Linked DNA regions of Homo sapiens: region 1 is linked to region 2. Evidence: read pairs that join two places in POLR2A ChIA-PET (ENCODE). Cell type or tissue: OCI-LY7. All regions are shown on one strand. Links, peaks and the distances in the headings refer to the core of each region. The heading gives the core; the rest is flanking DNA.

Region 1 (11,131 bases), core at 2,032-10,031, 520 kb after region 2:
CACTAGCTTTGAAATGGTATGATAAGTATGGAAGATGTAACTGAAAGTAGCCAAATTGTCCCATAGAAGTGATGTTATGGTTTCTTTTGAATAAACATAGAAACTGACCCTCCCAGTCTCAAAACTTGAGAAAGTTACATTTGTCTTTTCTGATTCCGTTGTCAAGAAACCAACCATCAGGCATCCCAAATAGTACTAAGGAACTGAAACTCACCAGATCACAGCATCTAGACAATGAGACATCAGACCCCTCACTCGTCATGGTTGCCTAACCAACCACCTGCCTCCTGTTGACCAGCTCCTCTTCCTTACCCCTCTCTAATTCTCATTTTCCCACCAATAGTTACATTTCTTCCCTGCTATATAAACCCCTAATTTTAGTTGCTTGAAGAAACAGATTTGAGACTGATCTCCCATCTCCTCAGCTGCATCACCTAAATAAAGTCTTCTTCCCTGGCAATACTCATTGTCTCAGTGATTGGCTTTCTGTGCAGTGAGCAGCAGGACCTGGACCAAACCCTTGGTATTTCAGCAACATAACCATTGGGGGGAAATGGGTAAAAGGTAGGTAAAAGGTACACAGGGACTTCCTATATGATTTTTGCAACTTCCTGTGAATTTATCATTTATTTTTAAGTAAAAAAAATCCAACCAACAGAATGTTAGATAGTAGAGATATTTGTGATGTATAAGTCAACATTTTTATTCAGTATCTACTATGTGCCCTTGGCTCTTAAGGAGCTCTGACAGGGTGATACACCTAAGCTGATTGATGCAGGGATGGAGGATGCATTCAAACCACAACTTCTTTGAAGACCAGGAAGATTCTCATGGTGGGCACCATTTATGCCAGACTTGGAAGGATTTCCCAAGTAAACTTGGTTGGGTTTTAGGAGAAATGGGGATCAACATGTAAGAAGGGGCTGGGTGCGGTGGCTCATGCCTGTAATCCCAGCACTTTGGGAGGCCAAGGCAGGTGGATCACCTGAGATCAGAAGTTTGAGACCAGCCTGGCCACCATGGCGATACTCTGTCCCTAGTAAAAATTAGTCAGTTGTGGTGGCAGGCTCCTGTAGTCCCAGCTACTCGGGAGGCTGAGACAGGAGAATTGCTTGAACCCAGGAGGCAGAGGTTGCAGTAAGCCGAGATCACACCACTGCACTCCAACCTGGGCAACAGAGTGAGACTCTATCTCAAAACAAACAAACAAACAAATAAACAAACAAACAATGCATTCCAACACACGTCCAAACAAACAAACAATGCATTCCAACACATGTCCTGGAGTAGAAGATGTGGCTGGAGAGAAAAACAGGCCAGAGTGGGAAAGAATGAAAAGGTTTGGGCTGTCTCTCAGTCTTGGCTGTTCCCATTCCTATCCTTACATTCTAGCCTGCTTTTTTTTTCTTTTTTTTTTTTCTTTTTTTGAGACACAATCTTGGTCTGTTGCCCAGGCTGGAGTGCAGTGGCATGATTTGGGCTCACTGGAACCTCTGCCTCCCAGGTTCAAGCGATTCTCCTGCCTCAGCCTCCCAAGTAGCTGGGACTACGGGTGTGTGCCACTACGCCCGCTTAATTTTATTTTATTTTTTTTTTTTGAGGCAGAATCTTGTTCTGTCACCAGGCTGGAGTGCGGTGGCATGATCTCAGCTCACTGCAACCTCTGCCTCCTGGTTCAAGTGATTCTCCTGCCTCAGCCTCCCAAGTAGCTGGGACTGAAGGCACATGCCCCCAGGCCTGGCTAATTTTTTTTTTTTTTTTTTTGTATTTTTAGTAGAGATGGGGTTTCACCATGTTGGCCAGGATGGTCTCGATCTCTTGACCTTGTGATCTGCCCACCTCGGCCTCCCGAAGTGCTGGGATTATAGGCATGAACCACCGTGCCTGGCCCCTGGCTGCTTTTGAACAGATCACTTGCAATTCTTTGAACAAGCCAATCTTTTTTAGGCTTCCAGGCCATTGCATATACTGTGTGGTTTACCTGATTAGCTTCCACTTAATCCTCAGGTTTCAAAACAAATAGCACATCCTGTAGGAAGCCTTCTCTGACTTCTCCTTTCCCCTGTGTGGGTTAATTGCCCTTGTTTCGTGTTGCACCTGGCATCTCCTGCTTCATAGCACCTTTTCACTGCAGTTAGGTAAGACCCGATAGAAAGTTAGATTGTGGGAATGGAGGAGAAGCATGGAAGAATACAGGAAGAAATCCAAAGTCTTGGTATAAAAGACAGAATCTTGCTTGTGTATGAATTTTATATCCACATTTGCTTGTAAATGCTTAAAATATCCCTGGAAGGATACCCAAAAATTCAGATCACACTTGTTTAATTCCAGGAATGAATTACACTCCAAAAAATGAGTCTGGACTGTAGACAAGATGCTTGTGAAAGGAGTCAGGGCTGGGCAGGTGGTTTGGTTTGGGTTCCTCTAGCATACACCCTGAGACCAGGACTTGGATGTAGGTAGTTTTTCCACAAGGTGATCCCAGGGAGCCCAAGTTGGGGAATGGTGAAGGTGAGACAGGGAAGGAAGGAAATCCAATAAGTGTTGCCATTCATGAGCAGGTCACTGCTGCAAGCACTTGGGGTTCAATCCTGCTGGGGTGTCTCTGAAGAACTACCTCAGCATCACACCAATGGGGCTTGAGAAGGCTGGGCCACTGTCTACTGTCTACTGACTCCTTTCAACCACTCCTGTTGTTTACACCTCCTGTTTGTGCTATAGCAAGTCCTATGGTGGATGGTGCAGAAGGCTAGGCATAAGCCTAATACAGCATAAGGCATAAGCCTAAATGCTTATGGCTAGATTGACACTACCAGAGGAGAGGGGAGTCTTCATGTTTTCTACTGGAGACTGAGGTGGGCAGTTGTTGGCCTGCTTAACAGCTGGGGACCCCAGGAGGCAGACGGCACACAAAGAGGGGCATAGATAGCACCTCCTCTGGGTGGGGTCAATAAATCCACTGCAGCTCACATTGGCATGGGATCTGTGTGCTTCTGCTGCTGATGCTAGAGGCACCGTCCTCAGAATCCACCTTCTGATAACAAAGAGAGCTGTGGCAGCCCAGTCTTCCTGGAAACGAGCATGAGCATCATTTTGAGGCAGATAAAGGAGGGATTACCACCTCCCCTTTTCAAGATGAAGAGTTAAAGCTCAGAGATCTTATGTCACTTGCTTTTGAACACCCAAGTCCTGCTAAATCAAGACACTTAAAAACATCCCAGTTGTTTTTTTTTTTAAATTATGTCTTAGATGCCAGGACCCAGAAAACATCTGCTAAGTACACATATTAATGAACCAGTGCTTCCTTGTCTCCATGCACAGATGTGAATGGGAACTTTAGGTTGTTCTTCTTGCTAATCCCTAGCCAGAGTTTCATGGGCAATGACTGGAATTTGTGTGCTAGCCAGCCATTTCCTAGAGTTGACATTTTTCAGCATCAGACAGAAAGATGCTAATGGGTGATAGTTTCTTCAGATACATGAAAGTCTCTAAGCAGAATCAAAGATGCCTCCTCTTTGCATAGTGGGAGCTCCATGGCACCAACTCAAGTCCTGGCAAACACTAAGTGTTGCTAATGCAACCTAATGGGCCATAGCAGCTGAGATACCTGGATGCTGTGAATTTCAGAGGGATTTCCATGTGCCCGTTCAGTGGGCTGAGTGGACCCAATAAGGATGTAGTGGTCACAATTTGGACTCTTCTTTTGTATTGTCCTTCTCCTGCAGTTCCTGCTGGACCACGACTGTGTTTATACTCTGTCACCTCATCCTCCTGGCTGTAGCTGATTAGAGCACTGGTGAATCATGAGATTTAATCCTTGACTGGGATGATTGAATGAGGGTCCCTCTGGAGACTATGAAGTAATATATACAGAAACTATAATCAGGTGGTGGTGCTTGGACTGGAAGGCCATACGGAGTCAGTTCAGACCTGGGGACTTTGCAATTCAAAAGGAAGTCATGGGTTTCAGTAGGAATTCTTTCTACCGTAAGTGACAGAAAATTAAAAACAAATTAGCTTATACACAAAAAAGGGGATTTACTGGCTCAGGCAACTGTAAAATCCAGGCTAATGTAAGCATCAGGTGTCACTTGATACAGGGGCTCAAATGATGTCGTGCAATCTATTTCCCTGTCCTACTCCATGTGCTGGCTTTATTCTCAAACAGGATTTGTCTTGGTCATTGGAAGATGACTCCAGCAGCCCCCAGACCTATCTCCCTTATCTTGAAATCTCCTTAGTAAAGCGAGGCTTTCCAAAATACCCCAGCAAAAGCCTCTCTGCATCTTATTAACTGTAGGTCAATGGGACTTTAACCAAATCATATGAACTGACAAAAGGGAAGGAGAGGATCCCCAAACATCTGGAAGAAGAATGAATGTGTGGTGAGTAGTCCACATCACCATTACTAAGTGGAGGATGGTTTTATGCAGAGAAGGAAATGGAGCTGGTACCCAGGGCAAAACAGAAATTAGAAAACCATGGTCATATAGGGAGGCTAGCGAAGGAGAGAGGGGAGGGAGGAAAGGAGTGATAAAGAAACTCCCATAGCGTCTCCCTTTCTTAGTTTTATACTGTCTTAGTCTGTTTGAGTTGCCATAATGAAATACCATAGACTGGTTGGCTTACAAACAACAGAAATGTATTTCTCACAGTCCTGGAGGCTGGGAAATCCAAGATCAAAGCATTGACAGGTTTGGTGTCTGGTGACAGCCTGCTTCCTGGTTCATATTTGGCTGGGTTTTTTGTTGTTGTGTCCTTACATGGGGGACGAAGCAAGGCGGGGGGTGGGGGTCGCTGGATTCCCTTCTATAAGGCCACTGCTCCTCTTCATGAGGGTTCCATCTTCGTGACTGCATTTAATCCTAATTACATCCCAAAGGCCCCACCTCCTAATATTAGATTGGTTCAAATGTAATTGGAGTTTTTGCCATTAAAAGCAATGGCCATTTAATTTGCCATTAAAGGTAATGGCAAAAACCGCTATTACTTTTGCACCAACCTAATACCATCACATTAGAGGTTAGGCTTGAACACGTGAACTTAGTGGAGGGCTGGCAGGGGGCAGTCACAAACATTCAGTCCATAGCATATTCCATCCCCAGATGTCCCATATGGAATTACCTTTGTGTCCTTATAAGAAACTCCCCCCCTTTTTTTGCAAAGTGGATTCTGTTTCTTACCACCACTACACCCAAACTCAGACTGAGAAGTGCTCAGTTACCCTGGCCACAGGCACAGATGGCTGGATTGACACTACCATGAGGCAAACCATGTGTCTAGATGCACTTTAATAGATGAATCATGAGCATTAATTTCTCAAACTGCAATTGTCTCCCCAGTTACTAAGCACTGTTAGTCCTAATTAACCAGTTTGCAGGCAATTTTTCAACCTATCAAGTAGAGAAATAAAATAATGAACCCAGTTGAGGAGGAGTGGAAAGGTGGTGAGTTCACTGGGGAACTAGTGTTTTATTACCAATTCCACTCATGGTTGAGCTGCAGAGGGTTTTTTCTTCTTTATTTTATTTTATTTTCCTTTTTTTTTGCCACCTTTCCCCTAATCATACCTTCAAGTCAGGAGAATCCTGTCAGGATATTAAGATGAAAGATGCCTCTAAGTTTCCCTAATAAAAGAGCTCGATTTAATTCATGATTACACCCAGTTAATTTGGATGCCTTAATGATCCCGTTTGCAGGGAAAAGAAATCAAATGAATGTGTTATGCCCACCTTATTTGATAGCATCTCAAAGGAGTTTCTGTATTAGGAAACAAAATATTAAAAACCTTATTGCTCTGTTTCCAGATGTGTGTTTGGACGCTGGCATTCTTTCATTTTGATGACTTGAATCAACAGGAAGTCTGAAAGGAAATAAAGGGGCAAACCAGCTCATTAAAATTCCAGAAGTCCTAAGTCCCTCATTATACGGCCTTGTCTGGTTTTCCACTTTCCCCTTCTCCCGCTGCTGCCTGGACCACATACAGCAGGTGCTCAATAAATGCCTGTTGAAGAAAGGAGAGCTCCCCTCCGGAGCTCAGCACTCCCGCCGCTGCCCCACCTTGCTGGCCCCTTGGGGGCGCTGCTGCCTCTCAAACACTTGGCGCAGATCTGAGCCGGCTCTCTCTGTTCCTGGGTTTTCTTGAGCAGAGCTGAGAGGCTGACATTTCCACAAAGAGCATCGCTGAAAATGTGTGAGAAGCTGGGGAAATAAACAAGGAAAATACATGACTCTATAAAATATCCATGTTTCCATATGAACTCCAGAACTCTAGTCAAGGTGGCCGAGAGATTTGCCAGACTCAACTTTTTCTGGCTTCTGGCCACTCCTAGCTCTGTCTGCATCTCCCCTCTCCAGCTCCACGTGGCCAGGGCTACCTGTTTTCCGTGTTGAAGGAGCTCTCTGCTGGGCACTTTCCCTACCTCCTAAGATTGTACGAGAAAAATCTTCCTCTTTCATGAATTCAAAGGCTTTGAATTTGCCAGTCACATGTCTGGCAGCTGGTGTCAGCTGTTGGCTGAGGCATCTTGGTTCTGCATGTGGCCTCTCACGTGGTTTACTGTAGACCAGCTCCCTCATCAGTGGTCTCAGAGAGGAAGCCTCAGTGCACAAGTACTCATTACACTTCTGCTGGCACCAGGTTTGTACATGTACCATTGGCCAAAGCAAGTCACAAAGCCAAGCCCAGAGTCAATGAGGAGAGGCACACACAGAGTAATGGATGCATGATGCGCTGGGGTCCTTACTGTAGCAAACTACCTAGGGCAGCATGGTAGTGGCCAGTCAAGTCATTCTCAGTGGGACCCCTACCAAGTGGTTCGAGATACTGCAGTAAATGCTCTGGTAGGGTGACTGGTAGAAACATTTACGAGATTGGTGCAAAAGTAATTGTGGTTTTTTGCCATTAAAAATAATGCCATTAGGCCAGGCGCGGTGGTTCACGCCTGTAATCCCAGCACTTTGGGAGGCCGAGGCGGGTGGGTTACCTGAGGTCATAAGTTTGAGACCCGTCTGGCCAGCATGGTGAAACCCCGTCTGTATTAAAAACACAAAAATTAGCCAGGTGTGGTGGCACATGCCTGTAATCCAAGCTAGTTGGGAGGCTGAGGCAGGAGAACTGCCTGAGCCTGGGAAATGGAGGTTGCAGTGAGCTGAGATCACGCCACTGCACTCCAGCCTGGCCAACAGAGTGAGACTCTGTCTCAAAAAAATAAACAATAATAATAATAATGATAATGCCATTGAAAGTATTTGTTTATTGGATCTTTTTAGATTTTGTTGATCTTGTGGGACCTGAGAAAGAAAGAAAAATCTGTGGGTTATAGAGAGGCCTGCATGCTATGTTCTGTGTACAGGCCTTGCTCCCTGTAGCCCAAGGGGGATGGGAGTGAGAGGAACCCATCTGAGCCTCGACTCTGCTGCACTGGGAGGGAAATTCTTGTAGGTCTCTTCTGCATCTGTGTGGGATGTAGCTCCTTTCTGGACCTCATCTCAGGGGTAATTCTTTTTAATAAAAAGAAAAAACAAAGCCCTGTTGAACTAGGTCGAGATAGAATGTGTATGAGCACATTTGTGTGCTGAGAAACTGGATCCACTATACCAGTATCCTAAAGATGGGAGGAATTACAGTCAAGTAAGCTGGTAGAAGACAAAGGTCTCTGAGATGGGACCACCCATCTTCTCTGGGAGCTTCTGTGTTATTTTATATCTATGTGACTGATCACCTTAGCGTGTGCTTGTGTGCATGTGTGTAAGTGTGTATGACAGCGAGAGAGAAAGGGAGAAGGAGGGAGGAAGGGAGAAGAATATGGAATGTGTACATGAAGCAGATATTGCTAGTTCTCCCAGCACAGTCCCTCAGCCCACCCTAGACTGTAACCTGCACAGAGTTCCTCCCTGTAGCAGTCCCTGGTGCCCAGCACATCTCTCCCTTAGCCATTTCCCTGAGGGGGTTTTCATGCATATGTGGGGTCAGACCAGAAGCACCAACAGGGTAAGCCCACAGGAGGGATCCTCCACCCTGGAATTGGTGCATAAACGCTGCAGCCTTCTTCTCCCTCCTTGGGACAATTCTGAAGCACGTCCCACACTGTCTCAGAGGATCCCAGCAGCACTAAGCTTCAGCTGCCCACAGCAACAGTGCACTTATTAGCACACACTCTGTTGGCTTTTCTCTTCCCTGACTCACTTCTCCACTCCCTCATCAGGCTTCCTGGGATCATCTCCCAAATAAACTGCCTGCACTCAAGAACTTGACTCAGAGTCTGCTTCTGAGACACCAACTGGAGACAGCAGAGGTGGGTATAGTGAGATCGTCTGTGTGTTTGTGAAACTATTTTATTCACAAATTGAGGAAGATGTGTGTGTGTGTGTGTGTGTGTGTATGTGTGTCTAAGAGAGTGAAAGAGCAGCAGAGGGTGGAGGGAAGAAGAGGAGGAGGAGGATAGAAGGAAAGAGAGGAGGGGCAGGGAAGAGATGAAAGAGAAGAGAAGGTGAAATCTGCTGACATCTTGAGCACCCACCTATGCTTCTTGGACCTATGAAATGTCACTTCCTCCTGAAGGTGGTTCTGATCCCCCAAACACAGATCCCCACTCTCAGCTCAGTAGGATTAACCCCTCCCCACATCCTGCCCAGACTATCAGGGCATTTGAATGGCAGCTGTTTTCAGATCCATCTTTTTATTCTTTGGTCCTGAGTGCCTCATTTGACCCTGGCATGTAAACTGTGTCAATGAATAAATGAAAGGAAGATAGAATGGAGGAACAAATGTCAGCAGCATAAAAATAATTGAAATTTGAAAAGATTTAGATGCTTTCAGAGGAAAAAGCACTTTGGGAGGTCAAAGTGGGCAGATCGCTTAAGCCCAGTTTAAGACCAGCCTGGACAGCGTGGTGAGACCCTGTCTCTACAAAAAATGTGTTAGCCAGGTGTGGTGGTGTGTGCCTGCAGTCCCAGCTACTCAGGAGGCTGAGGTGGGAGGATCACCTGAGCCTGGGGAGGTTGAGGCTGCAGTGAGCCAAGATTGTGCCACTGCACTCCAGCCTGGGTGGCAGAGAGAGAGAGAGACCCTGTCTCAAAAAAAATAAAAAAATAAAAAATAAAAATAAAAAAAAGGGTAAGCTGGATAGTGGCCCTGGGGGCTCAGATATCCTCACACTCATCTCCAAGCATTCATCTTGATGAAGAGGGACAGAAAGGGTGATGATAGTAGTGGCAGGAGGGGACAGGCCCCTGAACCCAAGTTGTAAGAAGCCCTCCTACCCTCTCTGGAGTTAACTGTTGCAGACACAGAGGGGAGCCGCACTCCCTGGGCAGCCTCCAACCCCACCTCCCTTTTTAAAGTGGTTCAATTCCCTTTTTTAGAGTTAGTGGAGTAAGCTGATAATTAAGCAATTAAGCATCAAAGGGAGGCTCTGAGAGCCTTGCCACTTGTTCAGAGAAAAACAGGGGAGAAATCACAATGGAGATAAAGGACACTTAATCTGAGCCCTCCTTTCAAAGGCTGTATGGGTCCCAGGGTGCTGGGGCTCCGGAGGGTCTAGTGTCCATGTCCAGAGAGCTGTGGATGTGGAGGTGTGAGCAAGTCCTGGACATACCCCAGCCTTGGGGGACTTGGCTTCCAAGAGGTGGCATGTCTACCCCTGCCACTGCATGGCTAGTGTGGACATGAACTTCCTGTTTTGGTTTGTTTGTTTTTGAGACAAGGTCTTGCTTGGTTGCCCAGGCTGCAGTGCAGCAGCGCAATCATAGCTCACTGCAGCCTCAACCTCTCAGGCTCAAGCGATCCTCCCACCTCAATCTACTGAGTAGCTGGGGCTGCAGGTGCGCACCACTATGCCTGGTTAATTTATTTTTATTTTTATGATTTTGTAGAGAAGAAGTCTCATTATGTTACCCAGGCTGGTTTTGAACTCCTGGGCTCAAGCAATCCTCCCGCCTCAGCCTCTCAAAGTGCTGGGATGACAGGCATGAGCCACTGCGCTTGGCCGAGACGAATTTCTTAGACTGGGATCGGAACAGTCCTGGAGGTCCTCTGGGCTGTGCTGGCGGGCTAGAAAAACATAGCCCATCTTCCTCCTGTATTGAGATGGTATATATTTAAAAATAACTTAAAACATCATTTTTAAACCTAAAACAAACATTTCTTTGTTAAAAACATTCTGTGCTGGGCACTGGGAATACAGCAGGGCATCAAACAAACAAAATTCCTGGCCACCTGGAGCTTCCGTTCTAGTTGGAGGAGACAGATAATGAAAAGATGAATATGTAAAGCATCCAGAATGTTGGGGAAGGATTCGTATAATGCAGAAGAATGAGGCAGGGGAGGGAGATGGAGGATGGGGGTGTAACTTTAAATAGGGCAGTAAAGAAGGCTTTACTAAGAAGGAGAGATTGCAACGTTAAGGAAACAAACCTTGTGAAGATGCCCACACCCATATTCATTACCCTTGCATCTCTAGTCACATTACCTGGACAGTCTTGAAACTGGTTTCTCTGTGTCTGGTTCTTCTCCTTTTGTTCTGTCCTCTGCACTCCAGCCAAAATAGCCTGGACCCATTCAGACCTGAGCACATTACTCATCTGCCTAACCTCCAAGATGGACCCATCCAAAGGGGGTAAGAACTCAGATGTCCACAGGCACTAGGCCAGAAGTGAAAAGTGGGTGCAGTGGGCAGAGTGGGGGCTGTGTCAACAGAAGAATGCAAGATGGGTCTAAAAGGACACACGTTCTGCAGCCCCAGTCAGTAGCAGTGAATAAATAAGGGCCCGGTGCTGCCAGATTTTGAATTTTTCAAATGAGAACTGACATTCAGATGGTTATGTAAGGTTCTTGTCACTTACAAATATTGGTAGTTAATTAAAATAATTTTTCATGGGTAGGTAGATGGGGAGGGGGAGGAATATATCCAGTCTTTATTCTCTTTTACATCTTCACCTCCCTCCCTACCTTTCTTGTGTTTTCTTCTTTCCCTTTTCTAATAATTGAGGGATGACAAATTGCTACAAATTGTCACTAGACTTCAATCAGAGGAAATCAGATTGAGTTGGAACAAAATTTTGTTGACATCATGATACAGTCCTGATATCTTAACTTAGACCAATTAATTTTAAACACAAATTAAAAAAA
Region 2 (11,131 bases), core at 2,200-10,199:
GGGTCCCTGGAGGAAACTGGAAATGAGATTCGCTGACCACATGGTGGCCTCCACCTAGGCTCTTTGCATGCACTGATGCCCTTTAAACCCCAGAAGGAGATGTTATTAACATAGTTGCAAAGCTGTGGAACTGGCATTCAATCCCAGGCCTCCTAATTCCTCAGCACAGTGTTTCCTGGGCTTCCACAGAAGAAGAGGGGAGAAGCAGAATGGAAAAACCTGAGGACAGTAAGGTGAACATTGTCAATCAGGCTCCCATACTCTAGGCGTGGGAAGCTAAGTTAGAGGTGACAGGGGACCCTGAAGGTGGAGTTTTAAGACTATTGCTGCTGCTTTTGGCTGTGTGACCTTGGTGTTGTGCCAGACTTCAATTGATTTCAGTAAGGATGGCACCGTGTTCAAGAGGCCCAAGGGCTGGGTGCGGTGGCTTGCATGCTAATCCTAGCATGTTGGGAGGCCAAGGTGGGCGGATCACTTGAGGTCAGGAGTTCAAGACCAGCCTGGCCAACATGGTGAAACCCGGTCTCTATTAAAAATACAAAAATTAGCTGGGTGTGTTGGCGGGCACCTCTCATCCCCGCTACTCAGAAGGCTGAGGCAGGAGAATGGCTTGAACCTGGGAGGCGAAGTTGCAGTGAGCCGAGATCTTGCCACTGCACTCCAGCCTGGGCGACAGAGTGAGATTCCGTCTCAAAAAAATAAAATAAAATAAAAAGAGGCTGAAGAAGAGAACTGGAACCAGCAAACAAGATATAGGGTTTATTAAGGGGACTTACATACTGGGCAGTCCAGTAGTGGCGGGCTAGACAGGAGAACCACTACCATTTGTAAAAAGCTTGCAGATTATATAGTATTTCCACTTAGCACTCTAGCAATTTCACTTAGTGCACTAGCACCCCTAACAGCCTCCTCCTGACAACCTTCATTTAACCCAAAACAAAGAGCCTCCATCCCCTGTATGGCCTATGTTTCATGGGATGGGCTGGGTTTCAGATGTTCCTCGTAGATAAGGAATGAATCTGCACGTTGGCCACTCCCAGATTCCTTAGCGTGGAACTCTGAACACACATTCTTCTTAGACCATAGCGTCATTCTCAGGGTATTGCTCCAGTTAAGCGCTTGCTCTCAGGTGCATCTGCTGAATCGCTTCTCTTCTGAGCCTTGGTTTATTGTAATACCAAGATGATAAGACCCATCTTGTCAGATTATCTGTGAGGATGAAATAAAATACCACAGCCTGGCCAGAGCAGGTATATGATAGTGAAGGTTTAATCAGAATTAAAATCTAGGTCCAAGGCTTTCACCCGTGACTGCGCATTTGAATCACCTGGTGAGATTTTAAAAATGACCAATGTCAGGTCCCCACCCTAAGAGGGTCTGATTCACTTTCATGGAGTAAGGTCAGAACACAAGCACTTTATAAAAATCTCCCAGGTCATTTTAATATGCAGCCCTGCCTGAGAACCACCTGATCTATGACATTGACCTTCAACCAGAATGGACCAATTAATATCTCCTCCTTACTTGAGGAGTGATGGGGTCCAGGGTCTGGAATCTGGGGGAGGATTTTAGGGTTGGACTGAGGCTGAGGTTGACCTTGAGCCCCTTCCTGGGTCGCCTCCTGCCCATCTCTTTCCATTCACCAGAAGCTGAATGAGACAGAAGAGATAATATACTCCATCCGTTGCGCCCCTCCTCAGCCAGGCGCGGGAGGGCAGGTGGATCCGTCTGCAGGCAGGAAAGAGCTGATGCATTTCAACCGCATCCTGTGTAATGAAGGCCAGCTCTTTATCAGCCTGCCTGGCCCTGGATTTTTATCTCTGCCATCTGCTTTGCCTAGAGTGGCAGGTGCCAAAGCTTACAAATAGCCCCAGCCTGTACTTTCGTGTAGAACAGCAAAGCATCATAATTTCTGGGCTATTACCAGGTGGAACAACTTCTGCCAGCTAAGGTGACATGTGGCAGTTGGCATTTGAACAGGTTGCTTTGCAGGACCAGCAAGAGACAGTAACTGCCACCTCAGGGCTATGACTTTCAGAGAGAGAAGAAATGCCACAAGCTGATGACATTGGTTACTCACTTGATGTTGCCCTCCAGATGAACGGAGAGGCTGGGATCTGCAGCAGCGGGCTGGGCAGGGGGCAATTTATTTATTTAACAGAACCTTTACTCATGCCAGGCACAATTCTAAGTGCTTTTCAAATTATTATTATTTTGTTAGGACAAGGTCTTGCTCTGTCTGCCAGATTGAAGAAACTCCTGGGCTCAAGCAATCCTCCATCCTCAGCCTCCTAGTAGCTGGGACTACAGGGTGCGCCACCACCTGGCTAATTTTTTAATATTTTATAGAGACAGGGGTCTTGCCGTGTTGCCCAGGCTGGTCTTGAACTCCTAAGCTCAAGTGATTCTCTCACCTTGGCCTCCCAAAGTGCTGCGATTACAGGCATGAGCCACCATGCCGGGTCGCTTTTCAAATTTTAACTCAGTTAAATCCCCACCACAACCCTATGAGGTTAGAACTGTTATTATCTCCATTTTAACATGGGGAAACTGAGACAAAAGGGCTAAGTAAATTACTCGAGAGCCCACAGCTGGGCAGTGGCAGAGCTGAGGTTCAGATCCAGGTGGTCTGGCTTCAGGGTCACTGCCTTGTGCCTGGGGGCACCAAGAGCAACCCTCAACCCCACTCTTGGCAGGTTGAGGCTTGTGTGTAAATGGAGGTTCACATACCCTGTGTGCAATATTTACAAGTTATATATCAAGCTAACAACACTATGACATGAAATCCGTTCTGTCCTCCTGCCCTGAGAAATCTCTCTTCATAGTGACCTGAAAGGCCAGGTTTGCATCAGGTCTTTTCTGACTTCCCTGGGTTCTGTGCTAGGATGTGGGGGTCTGGGGGGAGCCGCCCAGTGTCCTCCAAGGTGTGGGGACCCTCTTGCCTGGATTTACAAGCTGTATTAGGTGAGGGACAGGGAAAAATCAGCACAGCACCTAGGTTTGTGGCTTAGGCAGGTTTTAGCCCAAACTCATGGTCCTTTGTGGAGTTCCCCTCCCCTAAGATTGAGTTACTTGCCATTTTTTTTTTTTTTTTTGAGACAGAGCCTTGCTTTGTCACTGTCAGCCAGGCTGGGGTACAGTGGTGTGATCTCGGCTCACTGCAGCCTCTGACTCCCAGGTTCAAGTGATTCTTCTGCCCCAGCCTCCCAAGTACCTGGGACTGCAGGCACGCACCACCATGCCCAGCTAATTTTTGTATTTTTAGTAGAGACAGGGTTTCACCATATTGGCCAGGCTGGTCTTGAACTCCTGACCTCGTGATCCACCTGCCTCGGCCTCTCAAAGTGCTGGGATTACAGGGGTGAGCCACTGTGCCCAGCCCGAGTTACGTGCCTTTTTATCTTCACCCTCAAGACTCTGCTTGTGGAGGTTAATTATAGACAGACATTTCCACTGACTCTGTGACCCCAGCTAGTCTCTAGGCCTCCTCAAGCCTCAATATGCTCACCTGTATAATGGGGCCACTTATAACTTCTTCCTTCCTATCTCTTAGTGAGTGAGAGGATGTATTAATACATAAAGTGTGCATGGCAGGGACTCCTGTGCATTCACCAAAGTCCCTTTCCTTTTCCTCCTGGGTACATAATCTATATTTTCCAGCCCACGTTGCTGTCATATGTGGCTATGTGACCAAGTTCTGGCCAGCAGAATGCAGGCGTGAGTAATGTCATTACTTCCAGACTTGATCTACTGAAACCTTCCCCACGAGTCCCCTTCTACTCTTCCCCTGACTGCTGGCTGGATGTGAGGATTCGGCAGAAGACTCTAATACCCAAGACAGGGTTGGCACACTATGGTGCATGAGCTAGATTCTGCCTGTGGTCTGATTTCATAAGTAAAGTTCTACTGGAACACAGCCACATCCATTCATTTGTGTATTCCCTGTTGGTGCATTTGTGCCGTAAGGGCAGAGTACACTCACTGTGTCAGAGACCCTGTGACCTACAAAGGCAAAAACTTCTATTATCTGGCTCTTTATAGAACAGTTTGCTGATGCTTGCCCTCAAAGATGGCAGATCCACAGATAGAAGGAGCCTGGTTTGTGAGTAGCAGCATCGGAAGCTCAACATGGATGGCTGCTGGGAATCTCCACGTGGGACTCTTCATAAGGGAGAAATCAACAGTTAGCACGTAAATCTTTGACATTTTGTGATTTGTTTGTTACAGCAGCTAGTATTACTTATCCTCACTAATATGCACATAGTAAGTTTGTTTGTTACAGCAGCTAGTATTACTTATCCTGACTAATACACACATAGTAAGCAAAAAAGAAAAGACAGCTTCCCTTGTGATCTATATTTTTCTTTTTCTTTTTTCTTTCTTTCTTTCTTTCTTTTTTTTTTTTTTTTGAGATGAGGTCTCACTACGTTGCCCAGGCTGACCTTGAACTCCTGGGCTCAGGCGATCTCCCAGCCTTAGCCTTCTGAGTAGTTGGAACTACAGGTGCATGTCACCATACCCAGCTTATATTTTTATACTCTCCATAAACTTTCATATTTGAAACAGCTCAGAAAAATGAGTGGTGCTAGCTGTAGCTTTCTCTCACCTCCAGGCCTTTGTACATCCTGTTCCCTCTGCCAAGATCATTCTTTTCCCATCTCTTCACCTCATTGTCTCTTACTGATCTTTTAGGCCTTAAGGTAGACAACAGTGCTTCCAGGCAAACTTCCCTTGCTCCTCTGTCCCCCAAGACCAGGTTAGGTGCCTCTATTACGTGCCACTAAATAGCCTTAGAGAAACAGTATACTTGAGTGGTTAAGAGCTGAACCCAGTTAGACTGCTTGGCCTCAATCTTGGCCTATCACAAATAAGCCATGAGACTTTGGGAAAGTAGCTTAACCTCCCTCTGCCTCAATTTCCTCATCTGTAAAATGAGAATAATAATATTGTTTATCTCATAATGAAGTGGGAATTAAGTATAGTGGAAATTAAGTGAATTAAAGTACAGTTGAGGCTGGGTGTGGTGGCTCATAGCTGTAATCCCAGCACTTTGGGAGGCTGAGGTAGGAGGAGTGCGTGAGCCTAGGAGTTTGAGACTGACCTGGACAACTAAGTGAGACCCTGTCTCTACAAAAAGTAAAAAGAATTAGCCGGGGTTGGTGGTATCAGCCTGTAATTCCAGCTACTTGGGAGGCTGAGACTAGAGGATTCCTTGAGCCCAGGAATTGGAGGCTGTAGTAAGCTGGGATTGTGCCACTGCACTCCAGCCTCGGTGATAGAGTGAGACACCATTTCTGGGGAAAAAAAGTTATACTAAGACTTCAACTGTGTGGGGATTTTGTGTCCCAACACCTGCATTGTTTAAGAGTCAAATGTACTTAGAATTACATGGGAGGAACTAAATAAGTGTCAGGTGACATTATCACATTATCACTATTCTTTCTGTGGCTCCTGTCACAGCATGCACCATACACGAATGCCATAGTGACACTTTTCCAGTGGACTGTGGGGTACTTGAAGCGTAACAGGCTTTCCATACATTTTGGTTGATTGAAAATGAATGAAGCAGTAACTACTGCCCAGTCCTCTGGGGCTTGGCCTACCAAGGCTCTCCAGACAGTGCCACCCCCTTGCAGAGGGTTTAGGGCTAAATGAAACTGCAGCTTGAACAAGGACAGTTTCTGATCAAGGGAGACAGACTAGAAGCCCTAGAACTCAGCCTTTTTTTTTTTTTTTGGTTGGGGTGGACAAAATCTCACTCTGTTGCCCAGGCTGGAGCGCAGTGGTGTGATCATAGCTCACCACAGCCTTGCTCTCCTAGGCTCAAGTGATCTTCCCACCTCTGCTTCCCAAGTCGCTGGGACTACTGGCATGCACCACCGTGCCTGGCCAATTTTTGTGTTTTTTTTATTTGTGGAGACAGAATCTTGCTATGTTGCCCAGCCTGGTCTTGAACTACTGGCCTCAAGCAATACCTCCTGCCTTAGACTTCCCAAATGCTGAGATTACAGGCATGAGCCACCATGCCTGGCCAGAACTCAGCTTTATCAGTCAGGCTAGAACTCAGCTTTATCACTCAAGATTCTTTGTTGCAAACCACAGAAACCACACCAGCAAGCTTAAGTACAGGAAGAATACGACATGATTCAATAGATCACAGAACTTCCAGAGGGCTATGATCAGATTTGGAGACTATGTATGCAAGCGGGGCACTTAAATTACACCACCAGACTGCTCTAGTGGAGAGCCTGTCCCTACTGTTTCCAGCCAGAGGCAAACCAGCTTGACTCATTGATGCCCGTTGTGATGGGGTTCCGGCCTAACTTCTGCAGCGGCTGCTGTGCAAGCAGCCTGCCTCTTGTGACCTGCTGAGTGTGTTTGCACAGACAGATGGCACTGAAGAGCTTGCAGAGTCTGGGAAAAGGGGACTTTTGATGCCAACTCCCTCATCTCCCAGAATCCTGGAGATCAGATTCTATTGTATCCCCTTCCCTTCCCTTCCCATCCCGTCCCTTCCCTTCCCTTCCCTCCCCTCCCCTCCCCTCCCCTCCCCTTCCCTTTCTTTTTGAGACAGTCTCGCTCTGTTGCCCAGGCTGGAGTGCAGTGGCATGATCTCAGCTCACTGAAACTTCTGCCTCCCGAGTTCAAGTGATTCTCCTACCTCAGCTTCCTGAGTAGAGAGTAGCTGGGATTACAGGCACATGCCACCATGCCCGGCTAATTTTTGTATTTGTAGTAGAGATGGGGTTTCACCATATTGGTCAGGCTGGTCTCGAACTCCTGACCTCAGGTGATCCACCCATCTCAGTGTCCCAAAGTGCTGGGAGTACAGGCATGAGCCACCGCACCCAGCCTCCCTCCTGCTTTTCCAAAAGCAGTGGTAGATGATAACAATGGTAACCAACATCATTGACTCCCCATGGGGCACTGAGCCATGACTCCTGATGGGCCACGTGTTTTGCAGCATCGTCTCCCATCCTTCTCACTACAATCCTGGGTGGCAGGTGCTGTTATGAGCTTCATTATACATATGAACTGAGGCTCAGAGAGGTTAAGCAACTCATCCAAGGTCACACAGCACAATTGAGAATTTAAATCGAAGAGGACTCCAGAGCCCAGATTCTTAACTACCACACGGTACTGCTGTCTTTACTCCCCGGGGAACTTAATTGATGGTTTAGACAATAGCGAGAGGGAGGGTGTGTATGCATTCATGAAACCCGGTCTGTGCCAATCTTCCCACCAGGAAGGGTGTTGTTGCAGGGCAGGATTGTGCATTTCAGCCGAAGTGGTGGCAGGGGAAGGGTCCCTGTCCTGGCAGACAATGAGCTTTTTGACTTCTAGTGACCAAAGGGTAAGAAATGGAACTAAGCTCTTGTCCATAGCCTGATGACGCCGATGCTCCAGGATCCTTCTTCCCTCCCTCCCTTCTCCATCCTCCTTCATCTTTCTTCCCCTACCATTGTCACCATCCCTATCACCACCACCCTATTATCACCATCCTCATTCAGCATGGGCCGCTATGCACCACTGTCCTCTTCATATTATGTCACCACCAGCCCATCACCAGCCCACCGTCCTTTATTATGACCATGACAATAACCATCACCCTGGGCACTACCACCACCACCGAGCCATCACCAAACTGTCAATGTCACCATGTCTACCGTCTTCCTGACACCCTCATCACCACCGCTATCAGCATCATCAACCCTTCCATCCCCCTGCCATGACTGCCTCTCTGCTGCCACTATCTCCACCTGCACTGTCAGCATCACCACCCGACTCTATGAGCCTGTTCACATCACCATTCACATCACCATTCAGTGATCGACTTCATTCACCACCCCCAGCCCTGTCACGATCATTCCACTGTGCTTGCCATCACTGTTGTCCCCCCAACTATCTTTTTTATCTTTTTTTAAGGTAGAGGTTCTTGCTCTGTCGCCCAGGCTGGAGTGCAGTGGCACGATCATAGCTTACTAGAACCTCAAACACCCAGGCAACAGGCATGTGTGATGACCATGCATGGCTAATTTTTATTTTTTTTTAATTTTTGTAACCTGGGAGCATACATTCAAGTTGCCCCGAATATACACTCCCCCAGCTAATTAAAAAACTTTTTTTTGTAGAGATGGGGTCTCTCTATGTTGCCCAGGCTGGTCTCGAATTCCTGGCCTCAAGCGATGCTCCCCGCCTCGGCCTCCCAAAGTGCTGGGATTACAGGTGTGTGCCATGGTTCCTGGCCGCCATCACCAATATTTTCACCAGCACCAATACAACCCTGCACAAGTCACGAACACTTTCTGAGTCTCTCCTGGGCTTTAGGCTAGTGTTAAATGCCAAAGATGAAAACATGCTGATGAAAGGGACTGTGATTTGTGTTTTCCGTCATTGCTATCATCAGCGATTACTGGGCTCTCTCATTCATGCCTTATTCACCACCATTCCCTGCCTAAACAGTTGCTTTGAGCAGAAGTGCATCCTGTAAAACGTGTGAGTTTCTCCAATATCAAAACACGCCCCAGAGCCCAGCTTTTGCCTTTCCCCTTCCCTTATCCCACAGGCAAATCCCACTCACCGTTCCCTTACTGGTTTTGGTTTGGTGTCACCAGAGAGTACATTTTCCCCTCTCTCCCATCCCTCTCCAGGCCTCTGCATGCCTGTCTTTGACCAACTTGTAACTGGGCTTTAAAGCTTCCCAGCCCCAATATGCTGATATAATTATGATCATATGTTAGGCGGGTTTTGTGAGCCTTAATTAAATGTCCCTTGGCTAAAAGAAGAAAATGGCAAAAATCTGCTTCCCATCGCCAAGGCTGTGCGGGGCCTCTGGAAACCCGTTGTCTTTTGGGTCTGGGTGGCGATTCTGAAGAAAACAACCTGTCCTCCCGGCCAGGCCACAGAGAGGAAAGAGAGGCTGAGCCTGGAGGCTTGAATCTGGCCCCAGATGACCGGTCAGAAGCAGGCAGATTTCAGCTCATTTCAAGAGCCTGTGGTTGGTGGAGTGGGTGGGCTTGGTGGGCTCCGGCGTCACCGTCTTGGTAATAGAATGAGCCCTTACACTAATGCCATTGATTGTAACTGTAATTAGCGGATTTAAGGGCCGAGGATTCAATAGCTCCACAGTCATTCTAACATGCCACGAGTGGGTTAACACTTGTCATTTCCACTGTTTCCTTGGCTTTCAAAGACAGGCAGCTGCTTTCCTTGAAGGGGCTTCATAGGGGCAGTGGGGAGATTTGGGTCCAAATCCTGGTTCTGTTCCTTGCTGTGTGATCTTGGCAAGCCCCTTCACCTGTCTGTGCCTCAGAAGGTGGAAAACAGAGATAATGGTAGTGAATACTGCCTAGAGCTGTGGTGTTGATGAAACACCTGCGTGCTTGGCACAAGGTAAGTGTGCAAGAAGTGTTTTCTGTTAACATTGTTAATTTTTTATTTTATTTTGTTTTTATCTTTTTTAGAGACACGGTCTTGCTCTGTTACCCAGGCTGGAGTGCAGTGGTGCAATCTTAGCTCACTGTAGCCTCAACCTCCTGGGCTCAAGTGATCCTCCCACCTCAGCCTCCTGAATAGCTGGGACTACAGGCATGTGCCATCTTGCCCACATTACTACCTCTTATCTCTGTTTCTCTCTGTCCACCCACACAGATATGCTTTCTCAGATTTTCTGTTCATGTGGGGACCATGTTTCAGAGCTCCCAAGGTTACAAGTTACTATGCCCAGGTAATTAAAAAATTCTTTTTGGTAGCAATGCGGGTCTCACTATGTTGTCCAGGTTTGTCTCCAACTCCTGGGCTTAAGTGATCTTCCCGCCTCAGCCTCCCAAAGTGCTGGGATTACAGGTGTGAGCCACTGTGTCTGGCCCATTATTAACTAATTAGTGCATCAAACAAATGTGTCAGAAATTCCAGTGGATTCTAAGTGGACATGGGCATGTTGGGATATCCCCAGAACACTAGTAGGTGTGGGCCTACCATCTGCGTTTGCAGGAGGACTGAGAAATATCCAGAAAGCAAAGGCCTTTAGGAGCAGCAAGAAGCAGGGCCTGGAGGAGGATAAGGCAAGTGAGGCATTCAGGGCACAACATTTAAGGAGACCCCACTCTCAGGAGCTGACCCTGCACTTTCACGAGCCTGAGAGTGAGGGCCTCCTTAAATTTTCCATTCTGGGCACCTCCTTGGTCTCACCCTGGCAAGAAAATGGACCTATCCAGCTTGTTCCAGTGATCAGAGCTGGGGCACAGAGTTTTATCATAAGACTCTGTTGCAGCCAGAAGTTACCACAATGATGTTGCAGACATTTGTAATGCAATGTGGTTATGTTGTTTCTTTTTTTCTTTCTTCCTTTTTTTTTTTGAAATGGGATCTTGCTATGTTGCCCAGGCTAGACTTGAACTCCTGGGCTCTAGCGATCCTCCTGCCTCAGCTGCCCGAGTAGCTGGGACTATAGGCATGCATTGCTGCTTCTGGCCAGTGTGGTTTCTTTTGAATAGCTATGAGAAGTCTCTTTATTTAGGAGCTCTGCCTCTCCATGTCAGAAGTCAGGAGTGCTGCTTTGTAGCTTTCCTTGCAGCAGGAGTACAGGACCCAGTTCTCAGGAACAGCGTGAGGAGGGGCCTGGCACTAGCAGTGGGCAGGATAGCTGTAGGGGCCTGGTTGCAGTATTCTTGCAGTGTAATTTGGGGACTTCTGGCTTTGTGGGGTCCAAGCTTGATTCTCTGGTTCTTCTGGAGACTTGATGAATGTCCTTTGATGAATGCCTTTGTGACCTAAAGCCGCCATAGTGGAGTCTGTTGCTGGCAACCAACGACTCTGACTAGGATATGGAGGTGTCTCACGAAAGTTAAGGCAGGAATATCCCTAAGTCTTAAGAAAGGCCTGGAGCTGGGAAGTGGAAAGGTATCAGCATGCCATTTCTCTCTCTTTTTTTGGGGTTGTGGTTGTTGCTGTTTCTTCATTCATCTTTCTTAGGTTGAAAATAAATTTAAAAAAGAAGCACAAGATTTCTTTTTCTTTTTTGAGGGACAGCTTTTGCTATGTTGCCCAGTCTGGTCTTGAATTCTTGGGCTCAAGGAATCTTTTTGCTTCAGCCTCCTGAGTAGCTGTGACTACAGGTGCATGCCACTGT

The links. Peaks named below come from ENCODE experiments on the same cell type or tissue, not always from the same donor. Only the 100,000 strongest peaks of a DNase experiment are listed, where the experiment ranks them.
Region 1: POLR2A ChIA-PET joins it to region 2 with 6 read pairs; 1 of 35 experiments calls an interaction of 5 or more read pairs at or near these places.

What each region holds. Positions count from the first base shown.
Region 1 is chr16:26,640,754-26,651,884 of GRCh38, reverse strand. No RefSeq gene overlaps it. Among named protein-coding and RNA genes, the nearest start is that of LINC02195, 51 kb to the right of the region's middle. In OCI-LY7, for the core only: CTCF peaks have their summits at 5,854 and 6,067 (motif pointing right); DNase peaks (open chromatin) are centred at 2,044, 6,084, 8,594, 9,704 and 2 weaker places; H3K4me3 peaks cover 427 bases; H3K27ac peaks cover 5,600 bases.
Region 2 is chr16:27,164,890-27,176,020 of GRCh38, reverse strand. LINC02129 (long intergenic non-protein coding RNA 2129) reads left to right here. Exons shown (of 4, transcript NR_170200.1): 2 at 4,042-4,191. Among named protein-coding and RNA genes, the nearest start is that of LINC02129, 6.1 kb to the left of the region's middle. In OCI-LY7, for the core only: CTCF peaks have their summits at 2,324 (motif pointing left), 6,169 and 6,369; a DNase peak (open chromatin) is centred at 6,330; H3K4me3 peaks cover 448 bases; H3K27ac peaks cover 2,007 bases.